Linked DNA regions of Homo sapiens: regions 2 and 3 are each linked to region 1. A link is an interaction called in ENCODE POLR2A ChIA-PET data of the cell type or tissue named here. Cell type or tissue: K562. All regions are shown on one strand. Each heading gives the region's core, and the rest is flanking DNA. Links, peaks and the distances in the headings are about the cores only.

What was found. ChIA-PET counts read pairs that join two places held together with the same protein. Peaks named below come from ENCODE experiments on the same cell type or tissue, not always from the same donor. Only the 100,000 strongest peaks of a DNase experiment are listed, where the experiment ranks them.
Region 2: POLR2A ChIA-PET joins it to region 1 with 5 read pairs; 19 of 35 experiments call an interaction of 5 or more read pairs at or near these places.
Region 3: POLR2A ChIA-PET joins it to region 1 with 6 read pairs; 7 of 35 experiments call an interaction of 5 or more read pairs at or near these places.

What each region holds. Positions count from the first base shown.
Region 1 is chr3:23,919,402-23,929,674 of GRCh38, forward strand. RPL15 (ribosomal protein L15) reads left to right here. Exons shown (of 4, transcript NM_002948.5): 4 at 1-1,588. The coding sequence ends at 100. It also overlaps a transcript of NKIRAS1 not described here. Among named protein-coding and RNA genes, the nearest start is that of RPL15, 7.4 kb to the left of the region's middle. In K562, for the core only: no CTCF peak of the experiment used is centred there; a DNase peak (open chromatin) is centred at 4,650.
Region 2 is chr3:23,844,902-23,855,174 of GRCh38, forward strand. All of the region lies in intron 3 of UBE2E1 (ubiquitin conjugating enzyme E2 E1), which reads left to right. Among named protein-coding and RNA genes, the nearest start is that of UBE2E1-AS1, 43 kb to the left of the region's middle. In K562, for the core only: no CTCF peak of the experiment used is centred there; no DNase peak of the experiment used is centred there.
Region 3 is chr3:23,767,215-23,777,487 of GRCh38, forward strand. No RefSeq gene overlaps it. Among named protein-coding and RNA genes, the nearest start is that of UBE2E1, 34 kb to the right of the region's middle. In K562, for the core only: no CTCF peak of the experiment used is centred there; no DNase peak of the experiment used is centred there; H3K27me3 peaks cover 1,701 bases.

The DNA of each region.
Region 1 (10,273 bases), core at 2,946-6,945:
TGGCCTTGGAAAGGGCCACAAGTTCCACCACACTATTGGTGGCTCTCGCCGGGCAGCTTGGAGAAGGCGCAATACTCTCCAGCTCCACCGTTACCGCTAATATAAGTAAAGTTTGTAAAATTCATACTTAATAAACAATTTAGGACAGTCATGTCTGCTTACAGGTGTTATTTGTCTGTTAAAACTAGTCTGCAGATGTTTCTTGAATGCTTTGTCAAATTAAGAAAGTTAAAGTGCAATAATGTTTGAAGACAATAAGTGGTGGTGTATCTTGTTTCTAATAAGATAAACTTTTTTGTCTTTGCTTTATCTTATTAGGGAGTTGTATGTCAGTGTATAAAACATACTGTGTGGTATAACAGGCTTAATAAATTCTTTAAAAGGAGAGAACTGAAACTAGCCCTGTAGATTTGTCTGGTGCATGTGATGAAACCTGCAGCTTTATCGGAGTGATGGCAATGCTCTGCTGGTTTATTTTCAAGTGGCTGCGTTTTTTTTAGTTTGGCAGGTGTAGACTTTTTAAGTTGGGCTTTAGAAAATCTGGGTTAGCCTGAAGAAAATTGCCTCAGCCTCCACAGTACCATTTTAAATTCACATAAAAGGTGAAAGCTCCTGGTTCAGTGCCATGGCTTCATGGCATTCAGTGATTAGTGGTAATGGTAAACACTGGTGTGTTTTGAAGTTGAATGTGCGATAAAATTATTAGCCTTAAGATTGGTAAGCTAGCAATGAATGCTAGGGTGGGAAGCTGGTGAGCCAGTGGCCATTAGATAAATACCTTTCAAGTGTGAGCTTAGACGTCAACCCTAAAATACTTAACCGTAATGCTAATTGTGATCATTATGAATCCCTTCAGTCACATTAGGGGGAAAGTAGTTGGCTATAAGTACGTCATTCTTAGTCCAGTCAGTCTTAAAAACATCTTGGGTTACCCACTCTGTCCACTCCCATAGGCTACAGAAAAAGTCACAAGCGCATGGTTTCCAACCATATGTGTTTTCTGCAGTTATTTCTCTTGTTCTGGCCAAACAACCCTAAAAATCCTTACCATTCCACAAAGTTGGACCATCACTTGTGCACCCACTTTGACTATGAGTATACCACCACATTGCATTTCTGTTTGCACCATGTCTTCCAGGAGACTAGACTACTGTTGTCCAGGGTCAATTTGAGTGTAAAGAAAATGTAGACAAGGAATTGCCCAATTTTAAATTCTGACTTTGCTGACTTAATTTAAATGCTCGTTCTGAACCAATTTTCTCCTATCTTCTCTAGGGGTTTCAAAAGACTCAGTTAATTGATTTCCAGGAAGTACTCATAGCAAGTTCATAAAAGTTCTTGAGACCTAAATTTCTTCACAAAAAAAGAAAAGATCTTAAGTCATACATTTTAATTGTGTAGAGGTTGTTCAACTGAAGGAATAAATGTCTATTAAACTAAAACAAATGGACCTTCTGTTATTTTTTGTCATCTTACAGTGCTAATGTACTTTAAAGCAAACCAAATGCCCTAACCAGCAAAAAGGCATCAAAATGTGATTATAGAAATAATATAATTTGAGATAGCATAAAATGTACTTATTCTCTCAGTTCTTTGATCATTGCATGAATTAGGTTTTTATCTAAAACTGTTCAGCTGGGTGTGGTGGCTCAGGCCTGTAATCCTGGCACTTTGGGAGACAAGCTGGAGGATTTGTTGAGGCCAGCCTGGGCAGCATAGTGAGACCTAAAAACAAAAAAAATCCTTAAACATGACTAATTTGGGAAGGAGAGAAAGGGTTCGGGCCAAAGGTCAGCATTGTCTCTACAAGAAAACCTTGTTCCTGTCCTTGCTACCCAACAGTTTTATCTCCACACAGTAGTCCAAGGGATCCTATTAAATTGATCATGGCACTCCCGTGCAAAAAAATCAAAAGTCCTCATGATAGCTTTCATGATCTTCCCACTTTATGTGTGACCTCATGTCCTACTGCAGTCCACACCCCAGGCTCCTTGCTGTTTGTTCTTCAAATACACCAAACACTTCCTAATGCCTTTATGATGGGAAAGCTTTACTCCAATATTAAGGGTCACTTTATTAGCTATACCCTGACCGCCCCACAAGCTGTTCCCATTTGCTTTACTATTTCTATATTGGCATGTAATTCACACAGCAACATTGATTATTGAGTTTTTTTTTTTTTTTTTTTTTTTCCAGATGGAGTCTCACTCTCACTCAGGTGGGAGTGCAGTGGGGCAATCACGGCTCACTGCAACCTCTGTCTCCCGGGTTTGAGCAATTCTTCTGCCTCGGCCTCCCAAATAGCCAGGACTACAGGCGCACACTGCCATGCCCAGCTAAGTTTTGTATTTTTAGTAGAGACTGGGTTTCACTATGTTGGCCAGGCTGGTCTCGAACTCCTGACCTCAAGTGATCCACCTGCCTTGGCCTCCCAAAGTGCTGGGATTACAGGCGTGAGCCACCACCCCCAGCCCAATTTTTATTTTTTGTACAGACAGGATCTCACTATGTTGCCCAGGTTGGTCTCAAACTACTGGCCTCAAGCAATCCTGCCTTGGCCTCCCAAAGTGCTGGAATTATAGGAATGAGCCACCACACCGGGCCCAAATTTACTTTAGTAATAACAACAATTGGCTGGGTGCGGTGGCTCACGCCTGCAATCCCAACACTTTCGGTAACCAAGGTGGGCTTGAGCTCATGAGTTAGAGAGCAGCCTGAGCAACGTGGTGAGAGCCCATCTCACAAAAAATAACAAATCAGCTGGGCATGGTGTTGCACGCCTGTAGTCTCCGAAATCACACCACTGCACTCCCATCTTGGGTGATAGAGCCAGAACTTGTCTCAAAAATAACAATTGGTTTCTTACAATCCCAAAAGGTGCAGTTACTAGTATTAATCCTTTTTTGCCAATGAGGAAACACAAAGATGAAGCAACTTGCTCAAAGTCATACAGTGACAGTCTGAATTCAAATCCTATACACTTAAAGTTTATTTGTTTTGTTTTGGTTTTTTTTGAGATGGAGTCTCACTGTGTCGCAAGGCTGGAGTGCAGTGGCACGATCTCAGCTCACTGCAACCCGGGTTCAAGCGATTCTCCTGCCTCAGCCTCCCGAGTAGCTGGGACTACAGGCACGCACCACCACACCCAGCTAATTTTTGTATTTTTAGTAGAGACGGTTTCACCATGTTGGCCAGGATGGTCTCGAGCTCCTGACCTCAGGTGATCCTCCCGCCTTGGCCTCCCAAAGTGCCGGGATTACAGGTGTCAGCCACTGCACGTGGCCAACTTAAAGTTTTTGATAGATAATACATTAACGTTAAAAATTCAAAAGATAAGTATAGGCTCTACAGTACAAACCCTTCTGCCTCCTAGTTCCTCTCCCTGGAGGCAAGGTGATCAGTTTAACAATATTTTTTTATTTTGAGACAGGGTCTCACTGTTGCCCAGGCTGGAGTGTAGTGGCGCGTTCACAACTTACTGTAGCCTCAACCTCCTGGCTCAAGCAATCCTCCCACCTCAGCCTGTCGAGTAGCTGGAACCACAGGTGCACACCACCATGCCAGGCTAATTTTTGTATTTTTTGTAGAGACAGGGTTTCACCATGTTGTTCAGGCTGGTCTCAAAGTCCTGGGCTCAAGCAATCTTCCTGTCTCTGCTTCCCAAAGTGCTGGGATTACAGATGTGGGCCACGGTGCCTGGCCTACATATGTATTTTTTCCTTTTCTTCCCCAAGTGGTAGGATATGATACACATTGTTGATTTTTTTGTTTAGTTATGTATCTCAGAGCTTATTCTTTATCAGCTCATGAGGAACTTCATTTTTTTTTTTTTTTTTGAGATGTAGTTTTGCTCTTATAGCCCAGGTTGGAGTACAGTAACACAATCTTGGCTCGCAGCAACTTCTGCCTCCCAGGTTCAAGCGATTCTCCTGCCTCAGCCTCCGAGTAGCTAGGATTACAGGTGCCTGCCACTACATCCAGCTATTTTTGTATTTTCAGTAGAGACGGGGTTTCACCATTTTGGCCAAGCTGGTCTCGAACTCCTGACCTCAGGTGATCCGCCCATCTCAGCCTCCCAAAGTAGTGGGATTACAGGCATGAGCAACCGTGCCCGGCTGGAACTTCATTCTTTTGGTATAACTGCATGGTATCCCATCATGTGGATGTACCATGATTCATTGGATGTGGACCCTCCTGATGGACATTTAAATTTCTTCCAATCTGTTGCTATTACAAAAAGAAAAATGTGTGCATACATCTTTATTCATCTGTAGAATAAATTCTTAGAAGTAGAATGGCAGAGTTAAAAATTGTATGTATATAATTTTTTATAGATATTGCCAAATTGTCTTCCATAAAAGTTGAACCAATTTTCACTACCACCAGCAAAGTAGGAGAGGACTTGTTTATCCACACCCTCTTTAATGTATGTAATCAAATTTTGGGATATCTGCCAGTCTGTTAGGGGGAAATGATACTCTTCTCTACTTTTATTTTGCATTCTGAGTGTGGCAGAGGCAAAGCTATGTGCATACCATAGCTTTTTCTCCCCCTGAAAACACAACTAAACTACATTGTTTTCCTGGCCTCTCATGCATTTAGGTTGGGGTCATATTACTTCCCTCCAAGAAAAACAACAGTTGGTATGCCTCCTCCACACTTCCCACAACTGTGGAAGCCAGTGATCCAGATAGCATAGCTATTAATACAAGATGGGTGAAAGCTGCTCAACCGCATCAGACAGCATGAGTGGTAAGATTTTATTGTGTCAAACGACTGCATTAGTTGTGTTTTGTTATTATGGCAGCATAGCCTAGCTTAGCCCTAACTAATTCAATAAATAAAGTTGAGCATTATTTGTACATTTAAAAGCGTTTTTTATGTTTGCTTTACAGTGGCTTTCCACTTTTCTATCAGAGAATCCCCCCTCCCTTATGTACCATGCTATATTAATAAATTGGAAGGAGCTGCTAGCTCATTTCTCCTATGCTTCATAATTTTTCTGCTCATGAGATTCTTATTTTTTGAGACGAGTCTCTGTCACCCAGGCTGGAGTACAGTAGCACGATCTCAGCTCACTGCAACCTCCACCTTCTGGGTTCAAGTGATTTTCATGCCTCAGCCTCCCAAGTAGCTGGGATTACAGGTGTGCGCCACTACTAATTTTTTTGTACTTTTAGTAGAGGCGGGTTTGCACCATGTTTGCCAGGCTGGTCTATTACCCCTGATCTCAGGTGATCTGCGCCCGTCTTGGCCTCCCAAAGTGCTGGGATTACAGGAATAAGCCACCAAGCCTGGCCCTGCTCATAAGATTCTTGAAGGTAACTTTATGTAGAATAAATTCTTCAAATTTCAACTGTTCATTTTCGCCTTTCAATTCTAAGTTCTGATTTCATCTTTAAGTTCTGAAATTCCTAAACCAAATTAGTAGCTATATTGTATCAGGCAGACTAAATGAGGCAACAGTAATAGCCTCCAAATTTCAGTGGCTTAAAATAATAAAGATTTGTTTCTTGATCATACTTCATGTATGTTAAAGATTGTTCTCACTCTAGAATCCAGACTGTTAGAACAGACACTATCTGGAACATTGCGAGGTGTCCATGGCAGAGGGCAAAGAGCATGGCGTAGAACACCCTAACCTGTAAAGCTTCTGCTCAGGTTGTCCCATGGCTACTCCTGGGTTCAAAGGGTGGGGAAGTGATATCTTCCAGTGCTTGGAAGGAGAGAGAGAATCAAATATTTGTGAACAGCTCTAATGTCTACCACATACACTAATCCATTTCGTTTCTCTTTAGTCTTTGTACCCATTTGAAGTATTATGGAAAACAGCTAGTATACCAAGGAGAAAGCAGGAACCAGCGCAGTCCACACTGGTAGAGAGAGTATTTTGTCACTGACATTGCTTAGCATTGCCAGAATATGATGATGTTGAAAAAGAACATACTGAGACTGGGCTTGGTGGCTCACACCTGTAATCCTAGCACATTGGAAGGCCGAGGCAGGCGGATTGCTTGAGCTCAGGAGTTTGAGACCAGCCTGGGCAAGATGGCGAAACCCGTCTCTATTAAAAATACAAAAAATTAGCTGGGCACAGTGGCATGCGCCTGTGGTTCCAGCTACTCAGGAGGCTAAGGTGGGAGAATCACCTGAGCTTGGGAAGTTGAAGCTGCGGTGAGCCAAGACTGCGCCACTGCACTTCAGCCTGGTTGACAGAGTAAGACTCTGTCTCAAAAAAATAAATAAATAAATAAATAAATGTACTTTTACTCAGTTTTTGTTGTTTTACAATTCTCCTACAGACAATGCATTCCCTTATTGAGTTAATTCATTTGGTAAAATATGGTTATCTGCATACAACTCTGCAACCAATTCATTTGACACTTTATTATGTGATAGCTTCCTTGCTGTATACCCACAAATATTCACTGAAAAATACTTTAGCTGTATGCTTTTCAATATGATAGCCACTAGCCATCTGTGACTTTTAAAATTTAAATAGGATTTAAAAGTCAGTTCTCCAGTCATATTAGTTACATTTCAAATGCTCAGTGGGCACATTGGCTACCACGTTGGACAGCACAGAAAATATTTTGACCATCACAGAAATTTCTGTTGTATAGTGCCAATTTATTTATTTTTATTTTTATTTATTTATTTATTTTTTGAGACAGCGTCTTGCTCTGTCGCCCAGGCTGGAGTGCAGTGGCACAATCTTGGCTCACTGTAACCTCTGCCTCCCAGGTTCAAGCAATTCTCCCTGCCTCAGCCTCCCAAGTAGCTGGGATTACAGGCACCCGCCACCACGCCCAGCTAATTTTTGTGTTTTTAGTAGAGACAGGGTTTCGCCGTGTTGGCCAGGCTGGTCTCAAACGCCTGACCTTAGGTGATCCACCTGCCTTGGACTCCCAAAGTGCTGGGATTATAGGTATGAGCCATGGCGCCCGGCCATAGTACTGACTTAGACCCTTGAAATTCTTCTTTATTTCTTCTTCTTTCTTCTTCCTCCTCCTCCTTCCTCCTCCTCCTCTTGCTCCTCGTCCTCCTCTTCTCTCTTTTTTCTCTTCTTCCTCTTTCTCTCCTTCTCTTTCCTCTTCCTCTTCTTCCTCTTCTTTTTTTTTGTGTCATTCTCTAGTAGATGAAGATGAGGCATATGAAGTCTAGTTTTACCGTAAAAAGTTTGATGTATAGATTTCATATGAGAATAGTATTTGTTGCTATAGATATTTTAATTGTATAATTACCACTTCCTTTGTCAGGGCGATTTTAGGTTTTTAGAAGTTTTTGATAAGAGTTTTATCCCAATGGTACAAACTGTAGAAGAATGAACTGCTACAACACCTTTTCTAAGAAAAAAGGTTTTGGTCGAAAAAGACCTTTAGTTTTCCATTTGCTGCAATTTGGCTGCATCTTTTGCCAAACTGTTGGACCTTTGAAATCAGTTTTATAAATATTCATCATTCAGAGAAGAAACAATTCTTTGGATTTGTCCTAGAAGGATCAAGCTGGCCTGAAATACCAATAGGGGGTGACATGCACCAACAAGCTACACTTTGACCATCAGCTGCCCCAAACAGGATGAAATCCATGTCGCAGTTTTTAACCAAGCAACACTCTCCACAGCCCCAACATCATTCCAGTTCAGCCTTGGGAAGGCTGACTAGACATTTAGCTTCTCCATCGATTTTAGTTATTCTTATTAATGATGCAGTGAACATCATCACTATACATATAGTTTTCAACCTATTTTTATATAAGAAAAATAAACTGAAAATAAAGCCTTTTAGTATAAAATGCTGCTCAAGTTTTCTTTAGAAAAAGAAGAATCTGCTGCAAGGCTGAGTGCAGTGGCTCACGTCTGTAATCCCAGCACTTTGGGAGGCCAAGGTGGGAGGATCCCTTGAGGCCAGGAGTTCGAGACCAGTCCAGTCAACATAGTGAGGCCCCCATCTCTATATTTCTTAGTTGAGGAAAGAAAAAAAAACCTACTGCGAAGGTGCTATAGTTGGCTTGTGACATTAAACCTCATAATCAAAGCATTCAAACTTAACGAAATGCTGTAGCTGGAATGCACACTTCAGCTCACTCTGAAATCCTGGCAAACGGCAACTCACTCCTCCAAAACTGATGAAAGCATTTGATTTAATTGGCATGCTGTGAACATCTGAACTCATTTATTGGCAATTCTCATTGTCATTTGGAGAGAAGTTCATTATTTGGCAGTCCTAGTTAGTTAGAGACATTAACTGATGGATGATGTAATTATCAGTCATCAAATCACGAAACTTGTTTCTATGAGAGTGTAAACATACTATTTAGCTTCCCGAGGTTGATTATTAACTAAGCTAGGATGTTTTGCTTATCAAAAAGAAAGATTCAAAAAATGATCATCCAAGGCTGGGCATGGTGGCTCATACCTGTAATCCTAGAAATTTGGGAGGCCAAAGTGGGAGGACTGCTTGAGCCCAGGAGTTCCAGACCAGCCTGGGCAACATGGTGAGATCCTGTCTCTACAAAAGATTAAACAATTAGCCTGGTCTGGTGGTGCATGCCAGTAGTACCAGATATGCAGGAGGCTGAGGTGGAAGAATTGCTTGAGCCTGGGAAGTCGAAGCTACAGTGAGCCATGTTGGTGCCACTGCACTCCAGCCTAGGTAACAAAACAAGACACACTCTCTCTCCTCTCTCTCTCTACACACCACACACACACACACACACACACACACATACACACACACACAGTTCATCTGAGCCAGGAATGGTAGCCCACACCTGTAGTCTCAGCTACTCAAGAGGCTGAGGCAGGAGAACCCAGGAGGCAGAGGTTGCAGTGAGGCAAGATTGCACCACTGCACTCCAGCCTGGGCAACAGAGCAAGACTCTGTCTCAAAAATAAATAAATAAATAAATAAATAAATAAATAAATAAATAAATGTTATCATTTGAATACCATTAGTGCTTAGTAACTCTCCAATCCCCCATAACTCTTTGGTGAACTGACATTAAGTTTCTAAATATATAAAATGTAATTTACATTCTTAATTCTGATATGTGTCATGTTTGGCTTGTACAGAAAAATAAAGATCCTGTTGCATCTTGAAAAAAATGTTCATACTAATTTTTTTCCTAGAAACACTGTAATTTCAGATAATGCCATATGTGGAAGCTGACTCCAAGTCAAGATTTGTTTGCTAGTTTTTCATTACTGAAGTGCTTTTAGGAGAAACCGACAAGGGCATGAGGAAGTCAGACCAAAAAAACAGAAGCCTCAAAGTATGATTTAGGCTTAAAAAAAAAAAAAAAAAAAAGGCCGGGCGCTGTGACTCACACCTGTAATCCTAGCACTTTGGGAGGCCGAGAAGGGTGGATTGCCTGAGCTCAGGAGTACAAGACCTGCCTAGGCAACACGGTGAAGCCCCGTTTCTAATAAAATACAAAAAATTAGCCAGGTGTGGCGGTGTGCGCTGAGCCTGTAGTCCCAGCCACTTGGTAGGCTGAAGCAGGAGAATTGCTAGAACCCAGGAGGCAGAGGTTGCAGTGAACCGAGATCGTGCCACTGCGCTCCAGCCTGGGCGACAGAGCGAGACTCCATCTCTTTAAAAAAAAAAAAAAGAAAAGAAAAGAAAAGAAAATATATTTAAAACAAAAATTAAAATTAACTGTAAAAACCATGTTTTGTGCCAGGCGTGGTGGCTCATGCCTGTAATCCCAGCACTTTGGGAGGCTGAGAGGGGCAGACCACTTGAGGTCAGGAGTTCGAGACCAGCCCGGTCAACGTGGTAAAACCTCGTCTCTACTAAAAGTACAAAAAAATTAGCAGGGCATGGTGGCAGGCGCCTGTAATCCCAGCTACTCTGGAGGCCGACGTAGGAGAATGGCTTGAACCCAGGAGGCAGAGGTTGCAGTGAGCCGAGATTACACCACTGCATTCCAGCTTGGGCCACAGAGCAAGATTCCATCTCAAAAAATAAATAAATAAAATAAAAATAAAAACCATGTTTTGGACTACCTGAAAAAATTTGTTTATTTATTTATTTATTTTTGAGACAGGGTCTCGCTCTGTCACCCAGGCTGGAGAGCAGTGGCGTGATCTTAGCTCACTGCAACCTCTGCGTCTCCGGCTCAAGCGATCCTCCCACCTCAGCCTCCTGAGTAGTAGGGACTAGAGTTATGTGCCACCAGACCAGGCTAATTTTTTTTGTTGTTGTTGTTTTTGTTTTTGTAGAGAAAGGGTCTCCCCATGTTGCCCAGGCTGTTATCAAACTCCTGGACT
Region 2 (10,273 bases), core at 2,344-6,343, 75 kb before region 1:
CACCCAGAGATGGACATGTGTATATGTAGGATTTTAATATATAATATATAATTTATGGCAGCACCAAACACTGAGGACAAGATGGGATTGTTCATAGATGGTATAGGGAAATTGACTCACCACAAGGAGGTAAATAAAACCGGATTCCTACTTAATACCATATATGAAGGTAGACTAGGTAGATTAAAAGCTCACATGTGAAATTTTAAAACTATACAATGAAGAAAGAAAATGCGACCCACAGGCCAGGAAGGATTTCCTAAGTGTAGCTTCAAAATCACAAATCTTGACAATAAACTAAAGCAAATTTTATGTGAAATTAAAATTTTCTTCTTAATGGACAGGATATTTTCTTCTTTTTACCTCAAGATCTGTGTGTCTGGCAGAATGCATTGCACACTCTTCAGGAGTGGGGAGGCTGAATTGGCTATGCACATATATACTCTCTTGATAGAAGGAAGAAAGCCTCTGTTTACCAAGTTGCCCCCATTTTATTTAGCAATGAAATTGTAAGCCACATGACAATTCCCTTTTTCTAAGCATATGTAGGAGTAGAGTGTAGATCAGTGTTTTCTGAATATATTGTCTGTATCAGAATTACTTGAGGCAGTTGTTAAAAATGGAAATTCCTCTTTTGTCCATCTCCCCACTGTTTTGGTTTCTCTCTCTCTCTCTCTCTCTCTCTCTCTGTGTGTGTGTGTGTGTGTGTGTGTGTATGTGTGTGTATGTATATATATAATTTTTCTTTTTAAACAAAACCTCTCTAGGGTGGAGTTTGGCAAAGTTATTTAGCAGAAGTCCAAGTAGTAAATATTCTAGGCGTCATAGGCCATTTGATCTCTGTTAGAACCGTTCAACTCTACCCATAGTACAAAAGCAGCCATATACAATTCATAAATGAAAAAATGTGGTTGTGTTCCAATACAGCTTTATTACGGACACCGATTTCAATTTAATAATTCAATATAAAATTTATTAATAGTTTTCACGTGTCATAAAATACTAGTTTTCTTTAGATTTTTTTAATCACTTAAAAATGTGAAAACCTTTCTTAACTAGTAGACCAAACAGAAACAGGTTGAGGGCCTGATTTGGCCCATGTGAGTCATAGTTTGCCAACTCTTGCTCCTTAGGCAACTAAGGTTTTCAAACCAGTGCCCTAGCTTATCTGATAGTTAACTGTCATTCTCTGTATTATTTGGGAAAAGTTCTTACATCAGTAACATGAATTTTCAGTACCTGTAAGAGAAAGTAGTTCTTAATGGTCAGGAAGGGATAATTAAATAAATGTCTTACATAAATCTAGTTTAAGGTAAATGTAATGTTGAAACATTTGGTTTTTTAAATTCCTTTTAAGCCTATTCAAGAGTGGGTAATAGAGCTGGGTGCAGTGGCCCATTCCTGTAGTCCTAGCTACTTGGGAGGCTTGAGGTAGGAGGATTGCTTGAGGCTAGGAGTTTGAGTTCAGCCTGGGCAACATGGCAAGGCCACAGTCTCTTAAAAAAGAGAATGGGGCCAGGTGCAGTGGCTTGCACCTGTAATCCCAGCACTTTGGGAGGCCGAGGTGGGCAGATCACCTGAGGTCAGGAGTTTGAAACCAGCTGGCCAACATGGTGAAACCCCATCTTTACTAAAAATACAAAATTTATCCGGGTATGGTGGCACATGCCTGTGGTCCCAGCTACTCGGGAGGCTGAGGCCCGGCAATCACTTGAACCCAGGGGGCGGAGGCTGCAGTGAGCTGAGATCGTGCCACTGCACTGCAGCCTGGGCGACAGAGCGAGACTCCATCTCATCAAAAAAAAAAAAAAAAAAAAGGGAATGGGTAATAGAGATGGAAAATGGAATGTTTAAGCTGTATTTAATAAGTCTTGGAGTATACCATTTGAGATGGAATTGTTAAAGATGGGACATAGAGAAACAGTCTTTTTAACTGCCTATAGTAAAAATAGCTAGGTGTTTAGCTACTTTTTTTTTTCTTTTTAAATCGATTTATCAAGATGAATAAATAGCTGCTATCTTGAAATATTCTAAGGGCAGGGGCCAGGTAGGCTGTGCGAGGTCAATATGTTAATCATGTTATTACACGTTTTAAGAAGATAAGCTAATTCTTGAAACTCACCAAAGAGGAATTCATTGTACAAAAGAATATAGTTTATCCCTAAATTTGATGGAATGGTCTTTGATTGATGTTATAAGAAGAATAGACTTATTTTCCCTTTGGTTCATCAGTAGGGCGATCATATAATTACTAATAATTACATCAGGGCAGTAGGCATAAACCAAGATTGTCTTGGGCAAACCAGGACATGTAGTGATCTTATACACCAGTCACATATAGTACTTTTAATATAAAGGGTAGATAAGTCTTTTAACTTCCTAGATGAAAAGAAGACATCCATTAATGTCATGACATCAGTAGTACGTAGTGAAAAGAGCATTTTCAAAGAAAAAAGGTGATAAACATTAGTATGATAACTATGACTGAAATGAAGCTTATTTTTACACCCTTAAGGGTAGAAATACCCTGTGGTATTAATAGTTTTAAAAATATATTTCATATCTGTGTGTGTACATGTACTTTAAATTTTTTTTTTTTTTTTTTTTTTTTGAGACAGAGTCTCGCTCTGTCACCCAGGCTGGAGTGCAGTGGTGCGATCTCAGCTCACTGCAAGCTCCGTCTCCCAGGTTCATGCCATTCTCTTGCCTCAGCCTCCCGAGTAGCTGGGACTACAGGTGCCCACCACCACACTCGGCTAATTTTTTCTAATTTTTATTAGAGACGGGGTTTCACCGTGTTAGCCAGGATGGTCTCGATCTTCTGACCTCGTGATCCACCCACCTCGGCCTCCCAAAGTGCTGGGATTACAGGCATGAGCCACCATGCTCAGCCTTAAAATTGTTATTTGGAAATAATGCACGTGATAGACAACTCAAAACAGTAGAAAGGGATATATAGAAAAAGTAAGTTTTCCCATTTCCAGCCCCAAAGGCAATAGCTGTTATCAGTTTCTTGTGCATCCTGTGTGAATTACTTTAGATATACTTAATCTATAATAATAGATTATACACCCCTTTCCCCTACCTCCTTTTTTAAATAAACACAAATGGTAACTTGCTGTAAACACTGTTCTGTACCTTGGTTTTTTAACTTCAGATATCTTGGACTTTCCCCAGTGTTTTCACAATAAACCTGTGCAGTAATTTCCTTATTTACAAATGAAGAAAGTCAGGCTCAGAGTTTAAAGTAACTTGCTTTAAGGAAAAACGTATATTAAATATCTAGGCTGGGCGTAATAGCTGATGCCTGTAATCACAGCACTTTGGGAGGCCAAGGCGGATGGATCACTTGAGGTCAGGAGTTTGAGACCAGCCTGGCCAACATGATGAAACCTTGTCTCTCTTAAAAATACAAAAATTAGCTGGGTGTGGTGGCCACATGCTTGTAATTCCACCTTCTTGGGATGCTGAGGCAGGAGAATCACCTGAACTCGGAAGATGGAGGTTGCAGTGAGCTGAGATCGTGCCCCTGCACTCCAGCCTGCGTAGCAGAGTGAGACTCTGTCTCAAAAAAAAAAAAACAAAAAACAAAAAACTTTAGCTAAGCAGGTACTTAGTAAATGTTAGTTTCCATCACGTTCTCTTACCCAAATATGTCCTTATGCTTAATAAGCTTGGAGGAAGATAATCACAATTTTAGAAAAAAAAATACAATATACTTAAATGCCCACATAATGTGATATAATCAGTAACTACCCTGACAGTTCAGATATGGGAGAAATCAAGTGGTTTGGTTGGGGAAAACTTCATAGAAGAATATAGAGAGATTAGGAAAGAATTTAAACAGAAGGCCAAAAGGGAGGGCATCTAAGAAAGGAAGAGGGAATAGCATTAGCAAGAAAGTCCTAACTGGAATCAAAGGGGGAGAGGTGTTGGTAAGCCAAGGGGGCCTAATAAGCAGTGAAGACCATGAGTTCATGTGGTCTTTAGTGAGTGGCTTCTTTCACTTAGTACAGTGTTCTCAAGGTTCATCCATGTTGTGTCATGTATCAGTACTTGATTTCTTTTTATGGCTGAATAATACATATTTCATTGTAGGGATATACCATGTTTATCCATATGGTGGACATTTGGTTGTTTCCACCTTCAGCTGTTAAAATAATGTTGCCATGAACATTCATGTGCAAGTTTTTGCATGGCTATATTTTATTTTATTTTTTTAGGAACCTGGGAGTGGTTTTGCTGGGTCAGATGTTAATGATTATGTTTAACATTTTGAGGAGCTGCAAAACTGTTTTCCTAAGTGCATTGTTTTACATTCCCATCTAGCCAGTTCCCATCTTGCTATTATCCATGGTTTTTATTGTAGTTAGCCTAGTGAGTGTGAAGTGTTGTTTCATTGTGTCTTTGATTTTCTTTCTTTTTAAAAAAATTTTTAAATTTCTTTTTGAATTTTACTTTAAGTTTTGGGATACATGTGCAGAATGTGCAGGTTTGTTACATAGGTATACATGTGCCATGGTGATTTGCTGCACCTATCAACCTGTCATCTAGGTTTTAAGCCCCTCATACATTAGGTGTTTGTTCTAATGCTCTCCCTCCCCTTACCCCTCACCCTCTGACAGGCCCTAGTGTGTGATGTTTCCCTCCCTGTGTCCATGTGTTTTCATTGCTCATCTCCCACTTATTTGTGAGAACATGCAGTGTTTGGTTTTCTGTTCCTGTGTTAATTTGCAGAGGATGATGGTTTCCAGCTTCATCCATGTTGCTGCAAATAACATGAACTGATTCTTTTTTATGGCTGCATAGTATTCCATGGTGTATATGTGCCACGTTTTCTTTATCCAGTCTATCATTGATGGGAATTTGGGTTGGTTCCAAGCCTTTGGTATTGTAAATAGTGCTGCAATAAACGTATGTGTGCAGTGTCTTTATAGTAGAATTATTTATAATCCTTTGGATATATACCCAGTAATGGAATTGCTGGGTCAAATGGTATTTCTGGCTCTAGATCCTTGAGGAATTGCCACACTGTCTCCAACAATGGTGTGTCTTTGATTTTCATTTTTAAAAAATGACATTCAGAATTGTATTTTTCTAATAGCAATGATGTTGAACATCTTTTTCATGTGATTATTGGGTATCTTCATTGGATCAAAATTGACATATTCTCATTGGAAAAATGTCTTTTAGATATTTTGCCTGTTTTATTAATAAAATTCAGGCTTTTTAATGGCTGAATTTTAAAAGTTCTTATTTATCTATCTAATATATCAATCTATTAAGACAAGGTTTCACTATATTGCCCAGGCTGGTATTGAACTCCTGGCCTCAAGTGATTCTCCTGCCTCAGCCTCCCAAAGTGCTGGGATTACACGTGTGAGCCACTGTGCCTGGCCATTAAAAATTATTTTTATTCCAGATAAAAGTACTTTATTAGATACATGATTTACAAGTGTTTTCTACCCTGTCTGTGGGTTGTCTTTTTATTTTCTTGATGGTATTGCTTGCAGTACAAAAGTTTGTGGTTTCAATGAAGTCCAGTTTACCTATTTTTCTTTTGTTGCATGTGTTTTGGAATTGTATTTAAGAAACCATTATCTACTCCTCTTTATTATTATTATTATTTTTTTTTGAGATAGGGTCTTGTTCAGTCACCAGAGCAGTGGTGCAATCCTAGCTCACTGCAGCCTCAAACTCCTGAGCTCAGGTGATGGTCCTGCCTCAGCCAAGTAGCTGGGACTACATGCATGCACCACTGCATCCGGCACACCTGATTGTTTTTTTTTTTTTTTTTTTTGAGATAGGGTCTCTTTCTGTCACCCATGCCAGAGCTGTGGCATGATCATGGCTGTCTGCAGCCTCAGGCTCAAGCAGTCCTCCCACCTCAGCCTCTCCAGTAGCAGGGACTACAGATGTGCGCCACCACACCCAGCTTTTTTTTTTTTTTTTTTTTTTTAAGAGACAGGGTTTTGCCGTGTTGCCCGTTGCCCAGATTGGTCTTGAATTCCTGGGCCCAAGCAGTTTACCTGCCTCAGCCTCCCAAAGTGCTGGGATTACAGGCATGAGCCACCATGCCCAGCCTATTCCTATATTTTCTTCTAAGAGTTTCATACTTTTAGTTTTTCGATTTGGATCAGTAATCCATTTTGAGTTAATTTTTGTGTGTGGTGTGAAGAAGGGTTCAGTTTCATTTTTTTGTTTGTGGCTATTCTTTTGTTCCCAACACCATTTGATAAAAAAGACTATTCTGTCTCCATTGAGCTGATTTGGCACTCTTGTCAAAAATCAATTTACCTGTAAATGTAAGAGTTTATTTCTGGGCTCTTAATTAGGTTCCATTGATCTTTGTATCTATCCTTTTGCTGGTACTACGATGTCTTAATTTCTGTGGCTTCATAGTAAGTTTTGAAATTGAGAAGGAAGTCCTCTAGCTTCGTTCTTTTTAAAGATTGTTTGGCTATTCTATGTTCCTTGCATTTCCATATGAATTTTAGGATCCGCTTGTCAATTTCTGTTTTTCATTTTGTTTTTTTTTAAACAGTCCAGCTGGGGTTTTTACAGGGTTTATGTTGAATCTGTACACCAGTTTGAGAAGTATTCCCATATTAATTTTAGGCTGGGTACAGTGGCTCATGCCTACTATATTCCCAGCACTTTGAGAGACCAAGGTGGAAAGATCACTTGAGGCCAGGAGTTTGAGATGAGCCTGATTAACAAAGTGAGACCCTCTTCTCTATAAAGAATAAAATAAGCCAGCCATGGTGGTGCACATCTGTAGTGCCAGCTAGTCAAGAGGCTGAGGTGGGAAGATCAGTTGAGCCCAGGAGTTCGAGGCTGCAGTGATTGCACCACTGCACTTCAGCCTGGGTGACAGAGACCCTGTCTCTAAAAAATAAAAAAAAAATTAAAATTCAGATCTGTACAGTTTGGATGTTTGTCCCCTCCAAATCCTGTGTTGAAATGTGATCCCCAGCATTGGAGGTGGGGCCTGGTGGGAGGTGTTTGGGTCACAGGGACAGACCCTTCATGTATGGCTTGGTGCTGCTCTCACGGTAATGAGTGAGTTTTCACTTGCTTTGTTCATGCAAGATCTCATTGTTTAAACAATGTCTGGGACCTCCCCACTCTCTCATGCTCCCTTTCCTGTCATGTCACATGCCTGCTCTCCCTTCATCTTCTGCCATGAGTGGAAGCTTCCTGAGGCCTCACCAGAAGCAGATGCTGGCACTATGCTTCTTGTACAACCTGGAGAACCATGAGCTAAATAAACCTTTTTTCTTTATAAATTACCTAGCCTTAGATACTCCTTTATAGCAACACAAAATGGACTAACACATGATTCATGAACATTAAATGTCTTTTCAGTTATTTATATTTCCCTTAATTTATTTCAATGATGGTTTTTAGTCTGCAGTGTACATATTTTATGCTTATGTTAAATTTATTCTTATGTATTTTACTCAGATACTATTGTAAATTTGAATTTTTAAAAATTACATTTTCTGATTACTCACGGGTAGTATATAGCGATGGTTGGTTTTTGTGTATTAATTTTGTATCCTACAGCTTTGTTCAGCTTGTTTATTGGTCCTAAGAGCTTTTTAGTGGATTTGAGTTTTCTCTCTACAAGATCATGTCATCTGCAAATACAGATCGTGTTACTTCTTTTCCAATCTGAATACTTTTTATTTCTCTTTTTTCTTTTTTTGAGACAGGGTCTCACTTTGTCATCCAGACTGGAGTGCAGTGGTGCAATCTCAACTCAGTGCAGCCATGACCTTCTGGGCTCAAGCGATCCTCCCACCTCAGCCTCCCCAGTAGCTGGGACTTACAGGCACGTGCCACTGCACCCAGCACACCCAGCTAGGTTTTTGTATTTTTGTAGAGCAGGGGTCTCACCATGTTGCCCAGGCTGGTCACGAACTCCTGGGTTCAAGTGATCCTCCCACCTTGGCGTCCCAGAGTGCTAGGATTATGGGCATGAGCCACCATGCCCAGCCTTATTTTGTTTTGTTTTTTTTTTTGTTTTGAGATGGAGTTTCACTCTTGTTACCCAGGCTGGAATGCAATGGCATGATCTCGGCTCACCACAACTTACGCCTCCTGAGTTCAAGTGATTCTCCTGCCTCAGCCTCCCAAGTAGCTGGGATTACAGGCATGCGGCACCACACCCAGCTAATTTTATTTTTTGTTGGTCAGGCTGGTCTCGAACTCCCAACCTCAGGTGATCTGCCCACCTTGGCCTCCCAGAGTGCTGGGATTACAGGCGTGAGCCACCGCGCCCAGCTGCCTTATTTCTTTTTCTTGCTGTAATTCACCTGGCTACAACTTCCAGTAAAATATTGAATAGAAGTAGTAAGGGTATCAAGTTCTTTTGCTCTGAAAAAAATGAAAAATAAAATAAGTAGTAGTGAGGGTGGACATGTTTGTCTTGTTCCTCATCTTAGTCCTCAGAAATCATTTTCTTGTCACCATTAAGTATGGTGTTGGCTGTGGGTTTATCATTAGTGTCTGTTTAAGAGCCAAGCATTTTAATTTTGATGAAGCCCAGTTTGTCAGTTTTTTCTTGTGTGATTCATGCTTTTGTCTCCTCAGAAATCTGCCTACCCAAAGATTACAAAGATTTTTCTTCTGTTGTTTTTTTTTAATATAAGTTTTATGGTTTTAGCTGTTAAATTTAGGTCTCTTCATTTCTGTTCACAATTCAGTCTTTAAATGCATATAGGAGAGTTGGAGGGGAGAGGAGACACTTGTCCCTCTTAACTTGTTTCTTGGTAATGAGTGAATTGGTGAAAATAACTACATGTACACCTGTAGTCTTGCTTTGTACAGGTTTTGCATTTGGTAGTCTGCCAGTGCTCAAAAATTCCTGGTGGTGGTTTTTCAGGGATACCACCCAGTGACCATCTGTGGTGGTCATATGTTATTTGTTCACCCAACATCCCCCTGGGGTACCAACACTCCTCATTTTATAATAATTCGTTTTATCCACATGGTTCAAGTGGGTCTTTTTTTACCCTCCAGTGGTGATAGGCTGACCCAAGCCCAGGCCCATCAGAATGCTTTATCTTGGTCAGGCATGGTGGCTCATGCCTGTAATCCCAGCACTTTGGGAGACCGAGGTGCATGGATCACCTGAGGTCAGGAGTTTGAGACCAGTCTGGCCAACATGGCGAAACCCCACGTCTACTAAAAATAGAAAAATTAACCGATTGTGGTAGTGCATGCCTATAGTCCCAGCTACTCGGGAGGCTGAGGCAGGAGAATCGCTTGAACCTGAGAGGCAGAGGTTGCAGTGAGCCAAAATTGTGCCTGGGCAACAGAGAGAGACTCAGTCTCAAAAAAAAAAAAAAAAAAAAGCTTTATGCATCTACCCACAGTGATTGGTTCAGAGAGGGTATTTAACTTAATCTGAACTGATGAGAGATATACCAAAGTATTTGGGAGGGATGTTTTTAAAGCTTACCTCTTTTCCTGAGATATATTATCTTTTCCAAGCTATCCTATGTGGAGAGCCAGTCTCAAAATGAAGTCAACCCAAAATTGAGGGGTTAGTGAGAAACTCTTAATGACACTGTCTGTCCCTTCGGGTCCATCCTTGGCCTGAAGCCTTCTCATGGCCTTTTTGATGATGTGGGCCAGTTTATCTTTTGGCCCAGGCTCTTTTGAGTCAGGTATCTATACTTGTAACAGAAAAAGCCCTAACTAATAAGCTATTAGTCTTCTTGAATAAATTTTTAATATGTAGGAGTTACAAATACATTAGGCTCTGTCTTATTAATGGACAGTAAAAGGACAATAACTTTTGTGTGTGCTCTTGGAAGTAGCAGCTCCTTGTGGCTTTAAAGAAATTCTGTTAAATACGTAGGATTATGATACTGTTTTGTGGAAGGCTGAATTTAAGTCCTAAGGTTACATGAGAATTCACTGAGAAGCATATCTTTAAATGTCTGCTTTTAATGAAGATATAGATTAATTATTCACTTGACAAACTTGTTGGTATTTTATGGGAGAATTCAGTGCATATAGAGGCTTCAAAAGGCAGATTGTCCACTGACAGGTTAGGATTCTCAAGTGTAATTTTTTATTACTTTAGAGCCGTAATTATTTTGTGAGAGACAGTATCTTTGAATTAAAATGAGAAATGTTTTTCAACTTAGAGATTCAACTCATTTCAGGGATGTGTTTAATCCAAAAATAGAGAGTTCATTATGTAGTGGTGAAATTAAAACATTTATTAAAAGCAGTCTTTGGGTTTAAGTAGGTAGAT
Region 3 (10,273 bases), core at 4,022-8,021, 150 kb before region 1:
TTATTTTTTAAGAGATTTTCTTCATCTGTTGCCCAGACTGGAGTGCAGTGGTGCAATCATAGCTCACTGCAGCCTCGAACTCCTGAGTTCAAGGGATCCTCCTGCCTCAGCGTCCCAAGTCACTGGGATTACAGGCATGTGCCACCACACCAGGATCCCCTTTTCCTTTAAAGCTACGCATTTGAAGTATTGCTTAACAAACTTTTCTGATCAGGAGACTCATCTGGAGAATTCACATTCCAGGGCCTCACCATAGAGTCATTGAATTAATCTCCACTAAGGGAAGCAAGAGAACTGGAATTATTTAATAAGTAGTCCCAGATGGTTGTTATAGTTAGAAAAGTTTAGGTATCTCTGCATTAAAGCAGCATTACCCAAATTTTAATAGGCCTGCCAATCACCTGGGGATCTTGTTGAAATGCAGATTCTGGTTCAGACTTCTAGGCTGGCCTGAGAGTCTGCATTTCTCACAAGTTCCCAGGGAGTACCAAGTGGCTGGTTGGGGGACCACATTCTCAGGAGGAAGAGGAACTAACAATGGTGTGAACCGAATGTAGAGGCCTTAGTTATAATCCTCATTCATTGTCTATCAGTGCTTTATGACTTTGCAGAACTTTCACACTCGTATCCTCTTTTAACCATCAAAACTAGCAATCAGGCAGACTTCTGTAAGGAAAATTGCAGTTTCCCATGGATGCCCATTTATAAAAGGGAGACCATGCTCACTCATGCATGTAGTCAACAAATGGATTGTGCACCCATAGAGCTGCTAATGATGCCCCCAAAGGGGAAGAGAAAGGCTGGGCACATGGGTTCTCTCCACCTGCCCAGGGCTGGGTTTCTTATTATGGAAGTGCTTTAATAGCACTTTTAAACTGTGTCATCCTTTACAAAAATTTTCACTCTGGAAACTTCCATTAAGCTGCCTATGCCAGTCATTCTAACCATCTGAGTTCACACGCAGGTCTGGCCTGTTGGATGAAGCTCACTCATCACTTCCCTACTTTTGTGCACTTAGGTGTCCTTCTGCCTGAGTATGCACATACTAATTTTTTTTTTTTTTACTTTGAAATAATTTTAGACTTTGAGGAGAGTTGTAAGAACAGTACAAACCATAAAATGATGCAGCCACTTTAGAAAACAATTTGGTAGTTTCTTTAAAAGTTAAATATACATTCACCATATGATACAGCAATTTCACTCCTAGCTATATACCAAAAGAATTAAAAACAGGTGCTCAAACAAATTCTTGTATGTGAATGTTCATAGTAGCACTGTTCATAATAGCCAAAAAGCAGAAACAACCCAAGTGCCCATCAACGGATGAATGAAAAAACAAAATAGGTACATTTGTACAATGAAATATTATTCAACTATAAAAAGGAATGAAGTATTGATGCATGCTACAGTGAGGATGGAACTCAAAAACATGTTAAGTAAAAAAAGCCAGACACAAAAGGCCCCATATTGCATGATTCCATTTATATGAAATACCCAGAATAGGTACATCCATAGAGATAGAAGATAGCTTGGCGGTTGCTAGGGACTCATGGGAAGGGGAAATGGGACATGACTGTTTAATAGGTCTGAGGTTTCCTTCTGGAGTTCGTAGAGGTGGTAGTTGCACCACATTGTGAATGTTTTTTGTTTTTTGTGTTTTTTTTGAGACGCATTCTCACTCTGTCACACAGATCGTGCAGTGGCGCGATCTTGGCTCATTGCAAGCTCTGCCTCCTGGGTTCATGCCATTCTCCTGCCTCAGCCTCCTGTGTAGCTGGGACTATAGGTGCCTGCCACCACGCCTAGGTTTTTGTATTTTTAGTAGAGACAGGGTTTCACCCTGTTAGCCAGGATGCTCTTGATCTCCTGACCTCGGGATCTGCCCGTCTCAGCCTCCCAAAGTGCTGGGATTACAGGCGTGAGCCACCACGCCCAGCCATGAATGTATTAAAGGTCACTGAATTGTACACTTTAAAATGGTGAATCTGACCAGGCATGGTGGCTCAAGCCTATAACCCAATACTTTGGGAGGCTAAGGTGGGAGGATTGCTTGGGGCCAGGAGTTTGAGTTCAGCCTAGGCAACACAGCAATACTCCCTCTCTATATAAAATAAAAATTTAAAAATTAGCCAGGTGTGGTGGCACGCACCTGTAGTCCCAGTTACTTAGGAGACTGAGATAGAAGGATCACTTGAGCCCAGGAGTTTGAAGTTCACATTCATATTCTCTTTCAACCATCAAAACTATTGTATGACATAGATATTATCCCCTTTTTACATACAAGGGTCCCAGTAAACCATGATCATGCCACTGTACTCTAGCCTGGGTGGCAGAGCAAGACTTTGTCTCTAAAAAATAAAATAAAATAATTAATTTTATCTTATGTGAATTTCACCTCAATTTCTTAAAACTGCACGTAGGGCCGGGTACAGTGGCTCATGCCTGTAATCCCCGCATTTTGGGAGGCTGAAGCGGGCGAATCACAAGGTCAGGAGTTCAAGACCAGCCTGGTCAACATAGTGAAAACTGTCTCTACTAAAAATACAAAAATTAGCAGGGCGTGGTGGCAGGCACCTGTAATCCCAGCTACTGGGGAGGCTGAGACAGGAGAATCGCTTGAACCCGGGAGGTGGAGGTTGCAGTGAGCCAATATCACTGCACTCTAGCTTGGGTGACAGAGCGAGACTCTGTCTCAAAAAGTAAAACTGCACTTAGACTTGTGGTAGTCTATGTTTGTTGAACCATTTATACCAACCAAATATTTCAGCATGTATACCCTAAAAACAAATACATTATCTCATATGGTTCTGGGAAAATGATCAAATTCAGAAAGTTGAACATTCATGCAATACTATGATTTAAGCTACAGTCCACATTCAAATTTTGCCAGTTTCTCAATGATGTTATTTAAAGCAATTTTCTGGCCAATTTAGAATCCAAGATCATAAAATACATTTAGGTGCCAAGCCTCTTCTTTAATCTGGAAGCACCTCTCAGTGTTTAAATGTTTTTTATTGATTTATTTTTTGTTCTTTCCTGACATTGCCATTTTTGAAGGGTACAGGCCTGTTGCTTTGCAAACTGTCTCTTCTTTTGGGTCTGTCTACTGTTTCCTCATGAGTAGAGTCAGGTTATGCATCTTTTGTAGGAATACCCCGGAATTGACACTGTCCTTCTTCATGCGTCACATCAATCTGTCCCATTAATGATTATGTCCACTTTAATCACTTGGATTAGGTGGTGTCTGCCAGGTTTCTCCACTGCAAAACTTTTTTTCCTCTTTGTACTTAACAATAGTGTATGCTGGCTAAAAAGGAGAAACCCCGTCTCTACTAAAAATACCAAAAAAAATTAGCCGATCGTGGTGGCGGGCGCCTGTAGTCCCAGCTACTCGGGAGGCTGAGGCAGGAGAATGGCGTAAGCTTGGGAGGCGGAGCTTGCAGTGAGCCGAGATTGCGCCACCGCACTCCAGCCTGGGCGACAGAGTGAGACTCCGTCTCAAAAAAAATAAATAAATAAAAATTAGAAAAAAAATAGTGTATGCTATTTCTAAGGTCTAACAAAACTAATTCATAAAATCATTTTTTTTGGTGCCAGCTGCTATTTTTATCACTCAGCCATTCATTCAATCTCTACCTAGTCCAGGGTGGACATAAAGCTATAGTGCATAGAATAGTCCTTGCCTTCAAAGAACTCATTGCTCTGTCAGGGAGCCAGGTTCTAAAGCCCCCAAACTCTGGAGTATCAAGTCTGTTCTTTATATTAGCTATGTTTTAAAGTCAATTCTGGCCAGGCGAGGGGACTCACACCTCTAATCCTGGCACTTTGGAAGGCCGAGGCGGGAGGATCACCTGAGGTCAGGAGCTCAAGATCAGCCTGGTCAACATGACAAAACCCCGTCTCTGCCAAAAATACAAAAATTAGCCGGCTGTGGTGGTGGGTGGCTGTAATCCCAGCTACTCGGGAGGCTGAGACAGGGGAGTTGCTCAAACCTGGGAGGCAGAGGTTGCAGTGAGCCAAGATTGCGCCACTGCACTCCAGCCTGGGTGACAGAGTGAGACTCCTTCTCAAATAAATAAATAAATTCTGTAAGCTGAATGCAAAAGAGAGCTGTATGAGAACCAAAGACAGAGCATAATCATGTTGGCCGTGAAAACCAAGCAGTTGTTAAACTCTCATAAACACTAGAGCTAATGAGTGTAGAATATTCCACTGGATTGAGCAAAGAGCTGAAATAATAACACATAGGCTCATGCACAGACTTTTGTTGTAAAACCTATTTCAATATTTTGTGCCTTTGGCATAATAATTGCTTTTTTTATAGTTTAATATTTTTAATAGACTGATTCTTGAATTGTTGGAATAAAACTTGAATTAAAAGGGATACTGAGAGAGTAATGATAAATAAGTACCCAACCTGGAGGCACAGTTAAGCTGCTGTTATGTGACTGCCAATGGACTTGTTTTCACTTATTCACTTTCCCTTGTGTGATTAATCTTTATTGTCCCCAGTGTGAATTGTCAAAAGGAGGGGGGGAAGCATACTGACAAAAATACATTTCTTGTGCAACTCCTAAGTATTTATCATACTGTGTTGCTTTATTAATTTTGAGTGCTGGGAAAATGGTAAAAATACAATGTAGAATTAAAGAATAACATATATATGTGTAAAATCTCAGATATTTGAAAAGATTATAGCCTCAGTTTCTAACAATTTTGCAGCAGTTTCTAATAAATGCACTGCACCATCATCGTTTCAGTGCCTTATCTAGAAGAGAACTGCATCCTCACCACCACATACCTGATGAAGACACAAGAGCAGGCAGCCCAGAGGAGGGTGGTCAGTGGGTATTTTAAGCCATTGCTTTTTTTTTTTGAGATGGAGTCTTGCTCTGTCGTCCAGGCTGGAGTGCAGTGGCGCAATCTTGGTTCACTGCAACCCCTGCCTCCCGGGTTCAAGCGATTCTCCTGCCTCAGCCTCCGGAGTAGCTGGTACTACAGGCACACGCCACCACACCCGGCTAATTTTTTGTATTTTTAGTAGAGACGGGGTTTCACCAGGTTGGCCAGTCTGTTCTTGAACTCCTGGCCTCAAGTGATCCACCTGCCTCGGCCTCCCAAAGTGCTGAGATTACAGGTGTGAGCAGCTGCGACCAGCCAAGTCATTGCTTTTTTTTTTTGAGATGGAGTTTCGCTCTTGTTGCCCAGGCTGGAGTGCAGTGGTACGATCTCAGCTCACTGCAATCTCCACCTTCCGGTTTCAAGCGATTCTCCTGCCTCAGCCTCCTGAGTAGCTGGGATTACAGGCACCCACCCCCATGGACAGCTAATTTTCATAGTTTTAGTAGAGACAGGGTTTCACTGTGTTGGCCAGGCTGGTCTCAAACCCCTGACCTTGTGATCCACCCACCTCAGCCTCCCAAAGTGCTGGGATTACAAGTGTGAGCCACCAAGCCCAGCCGTCATTGCTTTTTAAACTGAAAAAAAAAAAAAAATGCTTCTTCTTTGCTCTCAACCTGCTTTCTCAGGCCTGGTTACATTTTTTTTTTTTTTTTAGATAAAATAAAAAATTTTAATACTTCATTAAAAAAAATAAGCCTTTGGCACTCCTACGGCCTGGTTACATTTCTAGATCTGTTAGTTGTGATGTTGTTTTTTTAAAAATAGTAATTATTGAGCTAGGCATGGTGGCTCGTGCCTATAATCCCAGCTACTCAGGAGGCTGAGGTGAGGGGATTGCTGGAGGCTAGGTGTTTGGGGCTGCAGTGAGCTATGATTGTTCCATGATTGTTCCACTGTATTCCAGTTTGGGTGACACAGCGAGATCTTGTCTGTCTCCAGAAAAAAAGTCATCATTTTGTTTTGCTTAAGTAATGCATGTTTATCATAGAAAATGTAGACTGTAGCACATTAAAAGAAAAAAATTACTCATAAATCCCATCCAGAAACAATTATATATAAATAACTCTATATACAAAATTTTAAGGCATGTTGAGTTCCAGTTCCCTTTCATATGATAAAATATATGCAGATGGTCCCTGACTTATAATGATTCCACTTTTTTTTTTTTTTTTGAGACAGGGTCTCACTCTGTCCCCCAGGCTGGAATACAATGACATGATCATGGTTCACTGTAGCCTTGACTGCCTGGGCTCAAGCAATCCTCCAACCTCAGCATCCTGTGTAGCTGGGACTGCAGACACATATCACCATGCTTACCTATTTTTATTTTTTGTAGAGACAGGATCTCACTATGTTGCCCAGACCAGTCTCAAACTCCTGGGCTCAAGTATTCCTTCTGCCTCAGCCTCCCCAAGTGCTGAGATTATAGGTGTGAGCCACCAGGCACGGTCCACTTACTGGATTTTTTGACTTCAGGATGGTGTGAAAACAATAAGCATTCAGTAGAAACTTCAAATACCCATACAACCATTCTGTTTTTCACTTTCAATACACTATGCAATAAATTACATGGGGGCTGGGTGCGGCGGCTTATGCCTGTAATCCCAACACTTTGGGATGCCAAGGCGGGGGGATCACCTGAAGTCAGGAGTTTGAGACCAGCTTGGCCAATATGGTGAAACCCCGTCTCTACTAAAAATACAAAAATTAGCTGGGTGTGGTGGCATGTGTCTGTAATCCCAGCTACTCGAGAGGCTAAGTAAAGTAGGAGAATCGCTTGAACCCGGGAGGCGGAGGTTGCAGTGAGCCAAGATCACACCACTACACTTCAGCCTAGGAGACAGAGCAAGACTCCATCTCAAAATTAAAAAAAAAAAATTCCATGAAATATTCAACACTACTATAAAATAGGTTTTGGCCAGGCATGGTGGCTTATGCCTGTAATCCCAGCATTTTGTGCGGGCTGAAGAGGTAGGATTGCTTGAGCTGAGGAGTTCAAGACCAGGCTGGGCAACATAGGGAGACCCTATCTCTACAAAAATTAGCCAGGCATGGTAGCACACGTCTGTAGTTCTAGCTACTTCGAGAGGCTAAAGCAGAAGGATCGCTTGAGCACAGAAATTTGAGGCTGCAGTGAACTATGATTATACCACTTCACTCCAGCCTGGGTGACAGAGCAAGACTCTGTTTCTAAAAATAAATAAATAAGTAAATAATAACATAAAATAGGCTTTGTGTGAGATGATTTTGCCTAACAGTAGGCTAATGTAAGTGTTCTGAGCACATTTAAAGCAGGGTAGGCTAAGCTATGATGTTCAGTAAGTTAGGTGTATTAAACGCATTTTGACTTGCATTTTTGGCTTACATTTTTAATTTGCAATGGATTTGTCAGAATGTAACTCCATGATAAGTCAAGGAGAATCTGTATACAGTATAATACACACGTGTGTGTGCACACTCACATGACATTTAAGCCAAGTCTTTGTAAACTCTACTGTGAAGAAACTGCGAATCCCTACGGCAAATGTAAAGTCACCTCCATCCCTCCCCTGGCCAAACCTCTTTGCAGGTTATTTGAGACACAACTACTGGTGCGCTCTCTTGTTTGCAAGCAAAGACAGCTTTTTCTACTCTTTGATTTCCCAGTGTACAAATGAGGGGCTGGTCCCCCTGGGCCCTAAGCAGCACCCTCTCACAACTCAACTACTGGGCGGGTAGAAGTGTGCCAAGGCAGAAGACATATCTTGCCAGTTGCTACCCTGCATCTTTGACTTGCTGCATCTCAACTTAAAAGGTGACAGTGATATCTTCAACGTCCTCTGGACAAATGAAAACAAGCCACAAGCCTCTTTCTTTGGACCTATATGTTTGTGCTGTAGGCAAAAAGTCAGGAACTCCCAAGAAAATAAAAGAAATGGCAAAACTGCAAACAAAATCCTAGGGCAAAAACTGCTGAGTGGTTCCAGTAATAATAACCAGTATTTAACAAGTGCTGCTACAAGCTGCTCCTTATGCTGAGGACTTAGCAGGCCTTTATATATATATATATATATATCATCCTTCCTATGAGATAAAAACTATGATGACCTTACTTTTCAAAACAGTACATGAAGCTTCGAGAGTATAGCAGATGCTGCCATTGTTCTGCCCACATCCCTTTACCATTTTGGTGCACCCCAGGCCGGCTCCCAATGGCCATCCCCTGCGTCTCTGTGAGAGCTGCCTTTGCGCTTTGTCCATGAACATGACAGGCCAGAAGTGTCTGGGTCTTCACTGCCCCCTCAGGAAGCCCTTAACATGTGTCTGCCAGGTGTGGGGGTATATATATCCCAGCTCCCTCTCCACTTGGCTGGAATGATTGTAAGCTGTGTATTCTACTCTGTTTCCCAGAGTTTTCCTGAAGGTTTAAGCTTCAGCTGCCCATTGTGGTAGCTGGCTTTAAAATGCACCCTTATTAGCTTCCTTCCGTCCACCTTCCCTAATCCATTCCGTCACCTCCCTAATAATTGACTGCACTGAATCCTCATCTTAGGGTAGGAATCTGTCAGAGGTTCAACTAAAAGAAATGTTGAGCAACTTGCAATTTGGCCACACAGGCAGTAAATAGCTGAGCTAAGGTTGGAACTGTGAAAACTCTTTCCAAAGCCAATTCTCTTAACTATTTTTTTTTTTTTTTTTTTTTGAGATGGAGTCTTGCTCTGTCACGGAGGCTGGAGTGCAGTGACGCGATCTCGGCTCACTACAAGCTCCGCCTCCCGGGTTCACGCCATTCTCCAGCCTCAGCCTCCCGAGTAGCTGGGACTACAGGCGCCCGCCACCAGGCCCGGCTAATTTTTTGTATTTTTAGTAGAGACGAGGTTTCACCATGTTAGCCAGGATGGTCTCGACTTCCTGACCTCATATCCGCCAGCCTCAGCCTCTGAAAGTGCTGGGATTACAGGTGTGAGCCACAGCGCCCGGCTGCCAATTTTCATAACTTCTAAGAGGTATAACCGTCCCTGATTTGGGGGCTTCCATGGGGATCCTGAACTTTAGGCTGGCAGGGATTCAAAGAAGTCAGGGAGAAGGAAGTCGCTTTCTCAGGTACGGTTACAAAGGTTCCTCTGCTGAGCCCATAAAACTCACCACCACTTTCATGGCTACTCCAGCAAAGGAGACATTCCCCCTCAGCCCCCATGTCACACACTTGTCAGACCATACACTATCCTTCCATCTGTTAAACTAAGGTGGCTATACTGGCTTTTCAAACCTCACACTGCTGTATATAAACGCCCAGGCTCAGGCATGGGGTGGCCTGAGGCTCGTGCCTAGGCAGCTCACTCACAGCTCGGGACAGGAGCAAGGGCTGTCTTTGTTCCTGAGCAGCGTTCCTATTGCTGTGGCCTGGCAGAAGCACCTTGCCCTCCATGTGGCAGATGGGCAGAAAGTTTGGGCAGACTGTATGCCTGGCTCAAAGCCCCAGAAGGACACACAAATGTCTTTGTGGTGGACGCCAGGGCTGAACTGTGCCACAGAGAGCCTTGTGATATCTTTTAAAAAGGACGAGGCATCTTTCCTTTCAAAGGAAAACCCATGTTTCAGAACCACTAGGGAGTAAGTAGCCAGACAACATGAAATCATTATCCTTTGTCCCTCTGGGACTGAGTGTGAGGTTGCAAATTTCCCAAGGAAAGCATGTGATTTCTTTCTGTAAGGAGTGATTCATTTGAGAAAAGTCTACTTTGTTCTGCTAGTGTCAGGGAATTAGAATGAGCAGCCTGAACATATAAACCAGAGCAATGTCCCCTATGATCACACTGAAAAAAAAGAGCCCAAATCTTTAAAAACTTTGTGAAACAGGAGGGAGTAATGATGTTCAGAGTTTCCCGATGCAGACTCTTTTAAATATTTTAATGTTGCTTAACATAATGTCAACTTGATGCTTAAAAGTCAGATTTATATTCATTCTAAAGTGGCAATACATTGCTGCTGAGTTTTAACATTGTTAGCTTAGATTTGGAAAGAACCATTATTCCATTTTAAATTAAAATCTCACGTTAGCCCTCATTCTGAATCCACAGGTCCTTACTTAAAATCTGTTGTGCCAAACATGAGCCTGGTGTGAGCAGAAGGTAGCTTCATTTATTTTTCACGGTGGCTCATCTGGATTTGCAGGAAGGAACCAGGTCAGCATAGGGCAGTCAGCTGCCCTCCACCCAGAGGCCAGGATGCCACCTGGGAAGTTCTGAGGCAACACATCTTTAGGACAAACTTTAACTGAAGGGTACCTAGGCCCTCCTCTTGGGAAGAGGCCATGTCTTCATTACCTTGCCCCAAGTCCCAAGAAGTAAGACCACTTTCCTTTCCTCTCTCCCCCAGCACCATCCTCCCC